2 separate regions of the Homo sapiens genome follow, and region 1 is linked to region 2. The links are chromatin contacts, found by Hi-C or POLR2A ChIA-PET in ENCODE. All regions are on one chromosome and are shown on one strand. Each heading gives the region's core, a stretch centred on a gene start or an enhancer-like site at or near the end of the contact. The rest is flanking DNA. Distances are from core to core; before and after follow the strand shown. Region 1 overlaps ADAM23 (ADAM metallopeptidase domain 23). Region 2 holds the start of ZDBF2 (zinc finger DBF-type containing 2).

Region 1 (7,064 bases), core at 3,690-6,189, 260 kb before region 2:
TGATACATATCTAGTACCTAGAACAGGAACTATGACCTCAAAAAGGTCACAGTACAAGGTAAATCAATATTTTTTCTGCTTTTTTGTTTTCTAAAAGTTGTATATATCAGGCCAGGCACAGTGGCTCATGCCTGTAATCCCAGCACTTTGGGAGGCTGAGGTGGGTGGATCACTTGAGGTCAGGAGTTCGAGACCAGCCTGGCCAACACGGTGACACCCCGTCTCTACTAAAAATACGAAAATTAGCCAAGCGTGGTGGCACGTGCCTGTAATCCCAGCTACTCGGGAGGCTGAGACAGGAGAATCTCTTGAACCCAGGAAATAGAGGTTGCAGTGAGCTAAGATTGCACCACTGCACTCCAGCCTGAACAACAGAGTGAGACACTGTCTCAAAAAAAAAAGTTGTGTATATCTAAAATATACAACATGATATTTTGATATACATAGTGAAATTATTACTATAGTCAATCAAATTAACATGTCTTATTTCTACCTCACAGTTACGTTTTAAGCGTGTGGCGTGACCACCTAAAATCTACTCTCTTAGCAAATTCCCATCATACAATATGACTGACCATAGCCCTTATGCTATCCATTCCATCTTTAGACTTAGAGCCTATATAACTGCAACTTTGTACCATCTGACCTACATCTCTCCAACCCACCACCCCACTCCCACCCCTCCACCTCCTGCCCCTGGTAACCACTGTTCTATAAGGTTGGTGCAAAAGTATTTGTGGTTTTTGACATTACTTTCAATGGCGAACACCGCAATTGCTTTTGCACCAACATAAATACATATTCGACTTTTTTAGATTCTACACATAAGTGAGGTCACAGAATATTTTTCTTTCTGTGTCTGGCTTATTTCAACACACACACACACACAAACACACACGCAATGGAATAGCATTCGGCCTTAAAGAAGGAGATCCTGGCATTTGCCAAATATGGGTAGACCTAAAGGACATTATGCTATACAGTAAAACCATATTTGTTTAATGAATGAACAGGAATGGCTTATTCATGAGCATATGTGACAAGACCAATCCTAAAGGATTCTTGTTTGATGAAGAGGGTGGGTAAATAAACTCTTATTCCCCACCTGGGTTTTTTATTGTTGTTGTTATTTAGATATAATTCAGAAATCATAAAGTTTACCTTTTTAAGTATAAAATTCAGTGTTTTTCTTCGCATATTCACAGAGTTGTATAACTATCCCCACTATGTAGTTCCAGAATAGTCTCATCACCTCAGAAAAAAGTCCTGTAACCATTAGCAATCAGTTTCCATTTCTCCTCCCCTCCACTCCACCAGGCCCTGGCAATCATGAACCTACTTTCAGTTCCTATGAATTTGCCTATTCTGGACATGTCAAATAAACAGAATCGTATCATATGTGCCCCTTCGTGTATGGCTTATTTTACTTAGCATAATGTTTACAAGATTTATCTTTTGGTGTAGTATGTATCAGTGCTTCATTTCTTTTATGACTGAATAGTAATTCCACTATGTGGATATGCCATATTTCCCTTATTCCTTCAACAATTGAAGGACATTTAGGGTGTTTCCACCTTTTGGCTACTATGAATAATGTTATGAACATTTATGTACAAGTTTCTTTGTGGACATATGTATTTAATTCACTTGAGTATATGCCTAGGAGTAGAACTGCTGGGTGATATGGTAACTCTTTGTTGAACTTTTTGAGGAACTGCCAAACTGTTCTGCCAAGCAGCCACACAACATTTTACATTCCCACAAGCTGTGTATGAGGGTTCCAATCTCTCCACAATCTCGACAGCACTTGTTATTGTCCATCATTTTCATTATAGCCATCCTCATAGGTATGAATTGGTGCCCACCCAAGTTTAAAACTAAATGAGAGAGTGACATAGAATTGAAACATCAAAATGTCACCTTCATTTATTATAGAGCTATACTGGAGGAGAGGATTAGTTGAGAATCTAATAGGCCTGCTAATGCTGCACCCAGGAGTAGCTAGCCTTACCCACCCAGGCAGAGACAATGTGGGACAACCTAACCCCAGCCACATACACACATGTGGGTGGCCACAGTACAATTCAGAGAAGAGAAAGGTGGAGAGAATGTACTCTTCTTGTAGGAAGGTAGATCCTACAAAAAAAAAAGAAAAAAAAAGGGAGGGAGGAACTGGCTGCACAGACATACTTTCCCAGCAGTCAAGCCGCTCTTCCTTCCCTGAGCAAGAATGAGCAACGGAATAGGAAGAAGCCAGGGTGAGGAAATAGACCTAGGAAAAGAAGCCTTCCCCACCTAATAATGATAGTAATAAGGTAGAGGGAAGTTGGGATGGAGGCACTTCATCTATTTATTCATCATGACTGCTGACGTAAGCAGAAGAGAAATCAAAGTATTAGTAAGCACTTACAAATATGTATTAGCAGCTCACCAAAAAAGACTTAATAGAAATATGTTAATTTTGAAAAGTACTTTCATAGTGTTTTGTTGATGCTTATTATTTTATAAGAACTGAAATGCTAAAAATTAACTTATTTAAATAGGCTCATCAGCAAAGTTGGTCAACAAATATATAGTACTTGAAACATGCTAAGAGGGTGGATCTTAAATGTTCTCACTACAAAAAAAAAAAAGATAACTATGTGAGGTGATGGGTGTGTTCATTAGCTTGAGTGTGGTGACCATTTCACAATGTACCAACATATCAACCTGATGTTTTGAATAATACATACAATTCCTATATATACAATTTAAGTTACATACCTTAAATATATGTAATTTCTATTTTTCAATTATATCTCATTAAAACTAGGGACGAAAAAGGAAACTAGTCACAAAGGCCCACCTATTATATTATTTCATTTATGTCCAGAATAGGCAAATCTATTGAGATAGAAAGTATTAATAGATTAGTGGTTACCTATGGTTGGTAAAAGAGAGACTGGGGAGCAACTGTTAACAGGTGGTGTGGTTTCTTTATGCAGTGATGAAAATATTCTAAAATTAGATTATGTTGATGGATGCACAATTCTGTAGATATACTAAAAACAATTATATGCTTTATGATACATAAGTTATATCCCAATAAATTTGTTTAAATAAGAAAAGTAAATAAATTACTTTTTAAAGTTGTAAAAAAATCAACAAAATAGTTTTATTATATATTATGTGCAAAGCACTGGTAGGAACTTAAACAAAAGCTATTGCTCCATCAAGTGCAGAACAAAAGTTCTTCCTTATTCTTGGACTGATACCTAGCATTCATATTACACGCTTCTTTTGGACCTCTCGAGCTCCTATATTTGCTTCACATGGAAAGAAGCACTTTTAACCCATGTCCATGCAATAAAAGTAAAAGCCAAGACATTAATCTTTTCTTAGTGAGAAGTAAGAATGAGAGAGGGGCTTGTTAGTGGTGAAATGGGAAAACCTAGACAACCCTCTTTGCAAAGTATGGTTGCAACTAATTCCTGGGATGCTGTCAATATCCACATTCACATTTAACTTCATAGCCAAATAGACTGTTCTTTAGTTACGTGGAAAATATTGTGTGTCTACATGTGTGTGTACAATGTGTGCATGTACTTTTCTCTAAACAATTTGAGATCTTTGAGCCGGGCACGGTGGCTCACGCCTATAATCCCAGCACTTTGGGAGGCTGAGGCGGGTGGATCACGAGGTCAGCAGTTCGAGACCAGCCTGACCAACATGGTGAAACCCCGTCTCTACTAAAAATACAAAAAAAATTATTTGGGCATGGTGGCAGGTGCCTGTAATCCCAGCGACTTGGGAGACTGAGGCAGGAGAATCGCTTGAAACCAGAAGGTGGAGGTTGCAGTGAGCCGAGATTGCACCACTGCACTCTAGCCTGGGCAGTAAAAGCAAAACTCCATCTCAAAAAAATAAAAATAAAAAAAACAATTTGAGATCTTTAGGGGAAAAAAGGCTGCATTATGTGAAAATAAGTTTAACCTAGCCATTCTTACATATTAATTTCCTTTTCTGGTACTCTGTACAAAGATTTTCTGAAGCAGCATAAAAGACAATCTTCATGAAGTTTATTTACAAATGCTTTAAAAATATATATATATATGTAATGGTGGTGGGAATATGAATTTATACAAACTTTCAGAAATAAAAATTGTTAATATATATGAAGAGTGTTAAAAAATTGTACCAACTCTTTGACCCAGAAAATTCCTTTCTCAGAATTAATTCTGAAGCAATTATAAGGGATGTATTCAAAACGTATCTGGAAGGCCTTCCCTTGAAGTTATTCGGATAGTGAAAGATTGGAAAGAGTCAAAATGTCTATCACCATGGCATTTTTAAACATATTATAACAAATGAATTAGAAATAATATTATGAAATTTTTAAAAATTAAAGGTTTAGAAGATTACTTAATATATGCTAAAATATTTAAAATTTTGCTACATTTAAAAAATCTTGATATAAAATAGTGTGCACCATATCATCTTGGGTTTTTCTGATGTACATAAATACAGACACATAAAAAACAGACTGTTAGTTCATTATCTATGAAGCACGTAAGTTTGGGTATATGAGCTGTTTGAAGAAAATGGGTCATGAAAGAGAGAAAAGCAGTGAACACAAAAACAAACTGCAGTGAACACAATTTCTTTTGCTAGAGTTGAAATACCTTTTAAGTTTTAGTTACAACTGATATCAGATTTGGAGTGTCTTATTAATGATAAGGTCTCCTTTTGGGACCTCAAATGACCTCTGGAGGCCAATTAGCTATTCTGTTTCTTTAAAAAAAAAAAAAAAGTAACTAAGTGCCTTAGTGAGAAGTCTGGATCAGGTTTCTGTGTCCTGCAAATGTGGCTCGTTTGCTGAGTCTATAAAGTTCCCTGCAATCTTGTCTACTCCAGGCTCATGATTCAGCATCTGCAGTGCTCAGGGCCCTGGCACAGCTGACAGAAGCTTCAGTTTGTACAAATGCCAGGAAGCTTGTTCCCGCGCTTGATTTAGCTTTTCTGCTCACTTTCCACAGCACTAACTTTTAGGGAGACTCAACAACCCCCAAATGCAACCTAAGGCAAGAACTGACAACTAATAAGAATGATACATGAAAGTTCTTAATCTGTGGCACAAAACTCAAAGGCTGGAAAACACGTCCAATTACAAATTGAAATGTTATAAATCCTGAGACATGCCAGGGCCTCCTGAGCAGTATTTATAATGAAGGACACCTATAAACATTTGCTGAGAAGCCATCAGATTGAAAATCCCAGTTACCTATATGGCACAAGTCCACATACGGGAAAGGTGCTACTTTTATGCTGACATGTGTTAGCAATCTAGGAAAAAGACAAACAAAAATCCAGTGAGGTTTCCCCACTTTGTTTCCTTTCTGGTGTCCCCAGTAACTGGGACACTGCTCAGGTTCAGTGGCACTTGTTGATTCCCTAGAAGTCAGAGTTTCTTTCTGTAGCCATTCTGGGGATCTTCACCCTGACTGACGGAGGTCACTGTTTCTTACATACAAATCATCTCTCTCTCTCTCTTGCTTTAATCCAAATCCACTTGCTCTTTATTAATCCTCCCTGAAGACAAGAAAGTTCATCTCCAAATGAAGGAATCAGATACCCAAGTACCCTCATATTCAATGTCCCGTGGCCTTAAGCAGGCTTATTTGCCCTCTCTCTGCCTTAATTTCTTCCATAGTACAGCAGGAATAATAACATCCACCTCATAGAATTGTTATGAAGGTTAGAGAAAAAGTACTACCTAAATCTCACTTCCCCCACCTGTCCTCTGCCCTTCTTGGGCAGCAAAATCATTTGCACTAAAGAACCGTTCTAACAGCCCATCCAGTCTTCTAATCCAGATTCGATGGCCATGAGCCTCATCCTTCTTTACTAACTACTTTCAGGTGCTGATATGGAACTGTATAGCTCTTTATACTATCACAAAAGGTACTGCATGTATAATCAAAACAATAAACATTTTTTGTCCTGAATACCTAACGTTACCTCAAACATTTGTATATTTTAATAAATTTCTCCTCACTAAAAATAGTATCATTGTAAAAGAGCACAGGTGATTTTACTGAGACAGACGTCAAAACAACGCAGTGTGCACTGATCAACTCTATGATAAGCACACTTATACTAGAGTACTTGCCGACGCCGGTAACCGTACCTTAGAGTACTGTGGTTTCCCATTTTCGTAGTGAATCTCCACATAATCAGAAGACAACAAACCACTACAAAGGAAAGAAAATAGAGTGATTTCTGCATCTAAGACACTTGGAGGTTTAAAAACAATCGGCTCAATAAATGAACGTGAGGGGCATGCAAACCAGAAATAGCTGCAGTCCATGGTTAGTACAGAAACAAAAACAGGTTATCATCGAGTTTCACACAGTATCCAGGAATAAATTACTCCCCAATCTGCAGAAAAAAAAAAAAAAAAAAAAAAGACAAGACACAGACAATCCAACGGTGAACTCTTTTTTTTTTTTTTTTTCTTTTTGAGACTGAGTCTCGCCCTGTCGCCCAGGCTGGAGTGCAGTAGTGCGATCTCGGCTCACTGCAAGCTCCGCCTCCCGGACGGTGAACTCTTTTTATTCACATTATTCAGGATCTGATTGATATGTTAATTAATACAGAACAAACCAAAAGGCAAGTAACTTGAGGAGACAGATCCTATAAAAATTCCACAATTATGCCCTAAACAGTTGGAATGTCATAAAATGTAATCACCAAGGAAGAGTATAAAGCAAAGGTCAGCAAGGGTTTTCTATAAAGGCCAGGGAGTAGATATTTTAGGTTTTGTGGGCCATGCGGGCTCCACTACAACTACTCAGCTCAGCCATTATATTGCAAAAGCAGCCACGGGCAGTATGTAAACAAATGAGCATGGCTGTATTCCAATAAAACTGTATGGACACTGAAATTGGAATTTCACATAATTTTTATGTGTTATGGAATATTATCCTTCTTTTGATTTTTTTCAACCATTAAAAAATACATAAAACAAAGCCGGGCATGGTGACTCATGCCTGTAATCCCAGCACTCTGGGAGGCTGAGGCGGGTG
Region 2 (6,568 bases), core at 288-2,787:
GCACAGTTAAAATATTTTTCACAAAACAATACTCTCATTACATATAATGCATTCTGATTTTTTTATGCGATCTTATTTTTTTTTAAATGCTAGTCATGACTAAATTAATTTCACCATTCACGAACCGGCTGAAAAAACTCAGTTTGAAAAAACACTGCCTCCAATTATTATGCAGAGTAAACCATATTTTATAGAAACCAGTTCTTACCCTGAATTCAGCTTATTTCTATCCAAATCACTGGCCACTGCAGTGATACTTTATCAACTCTCTAACGAGTTGCTTTCTTGCCTTCTAGGCTTTAGGTTCAAACGATAGAGAAAAGGTCTTCCACGTATTAAGTGAAAAAAGCAAATAAACACCCCTTATGTAACACACGTATATATGTTTGTGTATTAATTAAAAAGGAAGGAAAGATACCCCCCAAATTGTTAGCAGATTCTCTCGAGGATGAGATCGCTACAGGCTGCCTCCATCGTCCCTCCCCCTCCCCACACGTAGCATATTGCTGTAAAAAAGAAAAACAAAAACAAGCTATTTCCTTTAGGTGGGGGTGGGGTTTTGGTCCCTTGAGAACCAGTATCTTGTTATGCATTTTTTTCACGAGCTACCAAGAATCATCGCGTGAGATAATCGCAGGAGCTGGTAAGGCCCTTCTTAGGAGCAAGTAAAAACGATGGCGTAACACGACCACATTTACACAACTGTTGCACGGCGGTAGTAAAAGAATCATTAACACAAAAATCAAACGTTTTCAAATAAACTATAATCGCCCGAGGCTGGGAAAGGCCTAGGTCTGGGGCCAGCTGGACCCAACGCAGGGCACTGGGGGAAGGGGGTGTGTGGACAGGTGGCTCGGGATCTCGGCCCCACAGGTGCCCAGGGGCAAGACTCCGCGGGTTCCCGGCCCTCAATCCGACCCCGCAGACCGCCCCCTCCCCAAGCCCGGACCCGAGGCCTCGTCCGCCGGCCCCTCTGACCCAGGGCCCCGGACAGAAGCGCAATGCAGCCTGCGCCCCACCTCCTTCCCTCGCCCCGCCACCTCGATCCCGGCCCGGAGCCGCCGACACCTCTCACGCAGCAGGGGCAGAAAGGGACGCGGGGTGGGGGGAAGCCGAGGACCTGCGAGGCGGCCGCGGGAGCCCAGCGAGCGGTCCTGGCGTCCCTCGGGAAGAAGGCGCCCCGGGCGCCCGGCGAGCAGGCCCCGCCCGCGGGCGTCGCCCCGGCCGCGCCCCGCCCCCGCCGCGGCACTCACCTCCGCGGAGGCTGCCCGGATTCCTTCCGGGCCGCGGTGGAGACCGAGGACCGAGCCGGGCGCTCTCCCTTCTTATTCCGGTTCCGCGGCGGCGCCCGAATCCCAGACCGTCCGAGCGCCACGGCCCCGCTGCCCGCGGAGCCAGAAATAGGCGACTTCGGCCCCTGCGGTCCGGAGGCGAGAAGCGGCGCGGGAGCGCGTCTCTCAGGACGCGGGCCCCGAGTCGCGACTCCACTCACGCAGGCATCCAAGGCAACGTGGCGTTGCAACCCTGATGGAGGTTTGACGTCAGGGAAGGTGCGAAAACCAGACCCCTTCTGACGCAGGAGCGGCGGGACCGCCCCCTGCCCGCCCACCCACTCACTCACTCTCCCACCCGGGCGGAGGAGCCCCTTCCTCCCCTCCAGAAGCTCTTAAAGCGGACACTTCCTCCCTGGTCAGGGCCCCACTCCGGAGCTTGGGAAATCTATCGCGTTCCAACAAAAATGACTAGACTCATAAGCACAGTTGGGACGCGAAGTAGAGACCAAGGTTTTAGCGTTTGAGGGTCCAAATAAAAACTGCTTGCCAATTCAAAGCAACGTATGAATGTAGAAAAGAAAACGGGGCTAAGAGAGCTAGTCGTTTCCGTTTCCATGCCTATTTCATAGTGAGGTGCATCTCACAAAAGCTGCTGTTCAATGAGCGCTTGCTCTGTGCTAGGCACCGTTTAAGGTTTCTATACATTATTGCATTTCATTTCAGAGTAACTCTGAATGAATCCTATTATTGTCCCCCTTTGACAAATTGAGAAAACTGAGGCTTAAGGAAGTTAGGTATTCAAAGATCTATCCTGCACATTAAAGGGTTACAAATATTAACAAACAACATTAGGTCATGCAATTATATTCACTGCGCTACCCCATTACGAATATAGTTGTGAGCAAAAACAGTTTAAGTGTAACGGAGATCACAAACCTAAATGAATCACACTACTGAATATGAAATTATAATCTGCGATAAGAAGGTTCTGAAACACCTAAACCAATTTTACTAAAATGGAGAGAGGCCCTGTTGCAAAGCTTATGTCTAATGTAAAAATAATCTTAAAATGAGCTACTTTGCTCTTTGGCTGTAGCTGTAATTGTCGTTACCCTTTTTAGTAAGCTTGTGATTTTGTCCCTTTAAAGAACAACAACAAAAAAACTTGCCTATTGCTTTTGCGTCCATTGTTTTTATTCTTTCTGTATTTCTCAGCTCCTTCTTCCCCCACTACATCTTTCTCTCACTTTAAAGTTGGGCTCCTGCAACTGTTCGATTTATAACCTCCCTTAGATTTAACATACCAAAAAGTACGGATTTCTTTTAAGGCAAGTTTTTTCCACATCCCAACTTTGGAATTATAGAAAATCCACTATACATTGATCGAAGCACCATGACATTATGTATTTCACAGATGCTAAGCCATGTTTTTCCCCACATTTTAACATCTGTGAAATCAAGATGCATCTTATAAACTCTCGTTGACCGGGTGGCAGTACAGACCTGGTTGTCATTACCTCCACGTATTACAACGTGGATGTTGCTGTGCAGGTTGTCCTCATTTCAACTGAGATAAGTGCATTGTTTAATAAAACCCATAACCCTAGGAGGAAGGGAATTAACAGACAAAAGTCACTCAAACTTGGAGAGAGATTTTCCTAGGGAAAGAGGGAAGATTTGCCTGGAGAAGATTTTCCTAGGACCAAAAAGAGATTTCCCCAGCATTTAGAAAAGAAAGAGATGGGACTGGCTAAGAACTAGTAGTCTTCTGGGAGCCCTGAGTTACTTACCAAGTACATTCATTCTTGATGGATTTTGGGAACCCATATATGAACAGTTAAATACTAAGCCTACTTGCACCCCCCAAAAATGAAATAACTTCGATATTATTCTTGATAGCCTGATTAGTCAGTTACAACCCCTACAGCTTTTATTCAATAACACCATTGAAGGAGGAAAACAAGTCCTGAATGTTTTGCGTGAAAACACAAAATTGACATATTCAGGTGAGATCAAGAAGGTGCCAGCATCAAAACTTGCAGAATAAGATCAGCTGCTTGGAAGAAAATCCTGCATACAATAGTGCAGCATTCTTCCTTCCTTTCTCTCCCTCTCTGTTTTTTGTTTTTGTTTTTGTTTTTGTTTTGAGACAGGGTCTCCTTCTGTCACCCAGGCTGGAGTTCAGTGGCGCAAACACGGCTCACTGCAGCCTTGACCTCCCAAGCTCAAGCGATCTTCTTGCCTTAGTCTCCAAAGTGGCTGGGACCACAGGCGTGTGCCACCATGCCTGGCTAATTTTTTTACTTTTTGTAGAGATGGGGGTTCTCACTTTTTTGCCCAGGCTGGTCTCGAACTCCTGGCTTCAAGGGATCCTCCCACATTCACCTCCCAAAGTGCTGAGATTACAGATATGAGCTGTAACTGTGCCCAGCTGGAGCATTCTTAAAGTTAGATGCATCACCAACACTTTTGGTGGAAAGCTACAGCCATGGACAACTGATTCAAAAAGTGATTCATAAAAGTTGAGCTCTGGGCTTGGCGCGGTGGCTCACGCCTGTAATCCCAGCACTTTGGGAGCGCGAGGTGGGCGGATCACCTGAGGTCAGGAGTTTGAGACCAGCCTGGCCAACATGGCGAAACTCCATCTCTACTAAAAAAAAACACAAAAATTAGCCAGGCATGGTGGTACATGCCTGTAATCCCAGCTACTGGGGAGGCTGAGGCAGGAGAATCACTTGAACTTGGGAGGCGGAGGTTGCAGTGAGCTGAGACCGTGCCACTGCACTCCAGCCTGGGTAACAGAGTGAGACTTCGTCTCAAAATAAATAAATAAATTAATTAATTAAAAAAATAAATAAAATGAAAGTTGAGTTCCGAATATGAAGTTTCTGAAATACCTAAACCAATTTTACTTATATGTCTCTTTTTATGCATTCACAAGATCAATGCATAATAAATGTGTCAAAGTCTGAGAGTGCTCTTTTACTGAGTATGAAATAAAAATAGGCCAGGTATGGTGGCTCGCACCTGTAGTCCCAGCAATTTGGGAGGCTAAGGCGGGAGGATCGCTTGATCCCAGGAGTTCAAGACCAACTTGGGAAACAGCGAGACCTCATCTCTACAAAAACTACAAAAAAATCAGCCAGGCATGGTGGTGCATGCCTGTAGTCCCAGCTACTCAGGAGGCTGAAGCGGGGGAATCACCTGAGCCCGGGATGTAGAGGCTGCAGCGAGCCGTGATCGCACCACTGCATTCCAGCCTGGACAACAGTGTAAAACCCTGTCTCAAAGAGAAAAAAGAAAAGAAAAAAAGAAAAACACTAAATTACAAGAAATTGTGTTATAGTTTAGTTGGCAAAATTTTTCTTCCAACATGATACTATCATAAAACATCAAAGGGAGTGCCATTCTGCATCAGATCAGCAGTCCGCACAAACCAGATTTCCGTCTACTGGCAATGGGCACGTTTTGTGGGAGAGCTTAGTTATCTATAAGGTTAAGCTCCAAAAGTTGTAATTTCCCCCTCAATTCTTTATTAACCCATTACAGATCTAAACACATTACACATCTAAACATATTTAAAGGACCTTAGAGATCAGGATTGGGTTTGTATGTACTTCATTTCCTCCCCCAACATATTTGGTCCAGGGAGAAAAAAGTGCTGAGTATGTGTTATTTCACATGCTTCCTTCTTTTAAGGAACACCAAAACCTGCTCTTTTGTGTCTAGAAAGCACTCCAATAATGTCTACATTTTGTAAGCCATTTAAGCTAATATTAGGCTAATGTCTTAAGGAAAGGCTATTTGGAAAAAACAAGATCTCATAGCTGGGTCATAAAAGAATTGAGATTTCACCAATTTAGAGTGTGGACTATGTCTTTTCCCAAATTCTATTACTGTGTGCTTCATTCTACCTATTTACAGTCAGGTGAGGTCATTATAAAGCTTTTACCCCGAAGCCTGGCATGTTAGGTCTTTAAAAAGTAAAATGTTTTCTTTAAGCATAAAGGGATTCATGCACATGCCCCATCCAAATCATTATTTTAAAATAATTGTGGGCCGGGCACCGTGGCTCACACCTGTAATCCCAGCACGTTGGGAGGCTGAGGCGGGCGGATCATTTGAGCTCAGGAGTTCAAGACAAGCTTGACCAACATGGTGAAACCCCATCTCTTCTAAAAATAAAAATTTGGCTGGGCATGGCGGCTTGCACCTGTAGTCTCAGCTACTCAGGAGGCTGAGGCAGGAGAATCGTTTGAACCCGGGAGGTGGAGGTTGCAGGCAGCCGAGATCACACCACTGCACTCCAACCTGGAAGACAGAGTGAAGACTCCATCCCAAAAAATAAATAAATAATAAAATCAAATTAAATTACTGTGAATGGTCAGAAAATATCTTCATTTTGTCATGTTGATTCCTCCCTGTAAAACAGATAAAAGTTTCATTTGCAAGGTAGAGGGAAAGATGGTAGTGTTAAATGTCCTCATCTTCCTGGTTGTTGGAACAAAAATGTTGTTGAAGAAAATGCAGGCCGGGCGCAGTAGCTCACGCCTGTAATCCCAGAACTTTGAGAGGCCAAGGCGGGTGGATCACGAGGTCAAGAGATCGAGACCATCCTGGCTAACACGGTGAAACCCCCTCTCTACTAAAAATACAAAAATTAGCTGGGTGTGGTGGCGTGTGCCTGTAGTCCCAGCTACTCGGGAGGCTAAGGCAGAAGAATTGCTTGAACCTGGGAGGCAGAGGTTGCAGTGAGCCGAGATGGTGCTCCTGCACTCCAGCCTGAAGACAGAGTGAGAATCCGTCTCAAGAAAAAAAAAAAAAGGCAGGCTGGGTGCAGACGCTCATGACTACAGTCCCAGTTACTCAGGAGGCTGAGGTGGGAGGATTGCTTGAGCCCAGGAGGTCAAGGCTACAGTGATCTGAGATTGCATCACTGCACTCCAACCTGGGCAACAGAGTGAGACTGTCAAAAAAAAAAAAAAGAAAGAAAGAAAGAAAGAAAAAAGAGAGAGAGAAAGGAAAGGAGGAAGGGAAGGGGAGGGGAGGGGAGGGGAGGGCGCGGTAGCTCATGCCTGTAATCCTAGCACTTTGGGAGGCTGAGGCAGGCGGATCATTTGAGGTCAGGAGTTTGGGACCAGCCTGACCAACATGGTGAAACCCCGTCTCTACTAAAAAATACAAAAAAATTAGCCGGGCTTGGTGGCACGCACCTGTAATCCCAGCTACTCGGGAGGCTGAGGCAGGAGAATCGCTTGAACCCAGGAGGTGGAGGCGGAGGCTGCAGTGAGCCA

The links. Hi-C counts contacts between places; a loop is a spot of excess contacts on that map. ChIA-PET counts read pairs that join two places held with the same protein, here RNA polymerase II (POLR2A). Pooled maps may share reads with other maps.
Region 1: a map of naive thymus-derived CD4-positive, alpha-beta T cell shows a loop between it and region 2 (2.5-fold over the local background). The contact joins the enhancer-like site here to the promoter of ZDBF2 in region 2. A Hi-C loop is called at or near these places in 1 of 168 maps with a recorded cell type or tissue (naive thymus-derived CD4-positive, alpha-beta T cell) and 6 of 50 pooled maps. POLR2A ChIA-PET finds 5 or more read pairs at or near these places in 1 of 52 experiments (T-cell).

What each region holds. Positions count from the first base shown.
Region 1 is chr2:206,530,051-206,537,114 of GRCh38, reverse strand. It overlaps ADAM23 (ADAM metallopeptidase domain 23), which reads right to left. Exons shown (of 26, transcript NM_003812.4): 4 at 6,167-6,230. Among named protein-coding and RNA genes, the nearest start is that of ADAM23, 90 kb to the right of the region's middle. Within about 2 kb of position 4,939, at least 2 of the 41 ENCODE cell types and tissues checked have a DNase peak (open chromatin) inside an H3K27ac peak, as active enhancers do.
Region 2 is chr2:206,269,632-206,276,199 of GRCh38, reverse strand. ZDBF2 (zinc finger DBF-type containing 2) reads right to left here and starts at 1,537. Exons shown (of 5, transcript NM_020923.3): 1 at 1,254-1,537. RefSeq lists an enhancer at 680-1,179 and silencers at 843-1,302, 1,583-1,642.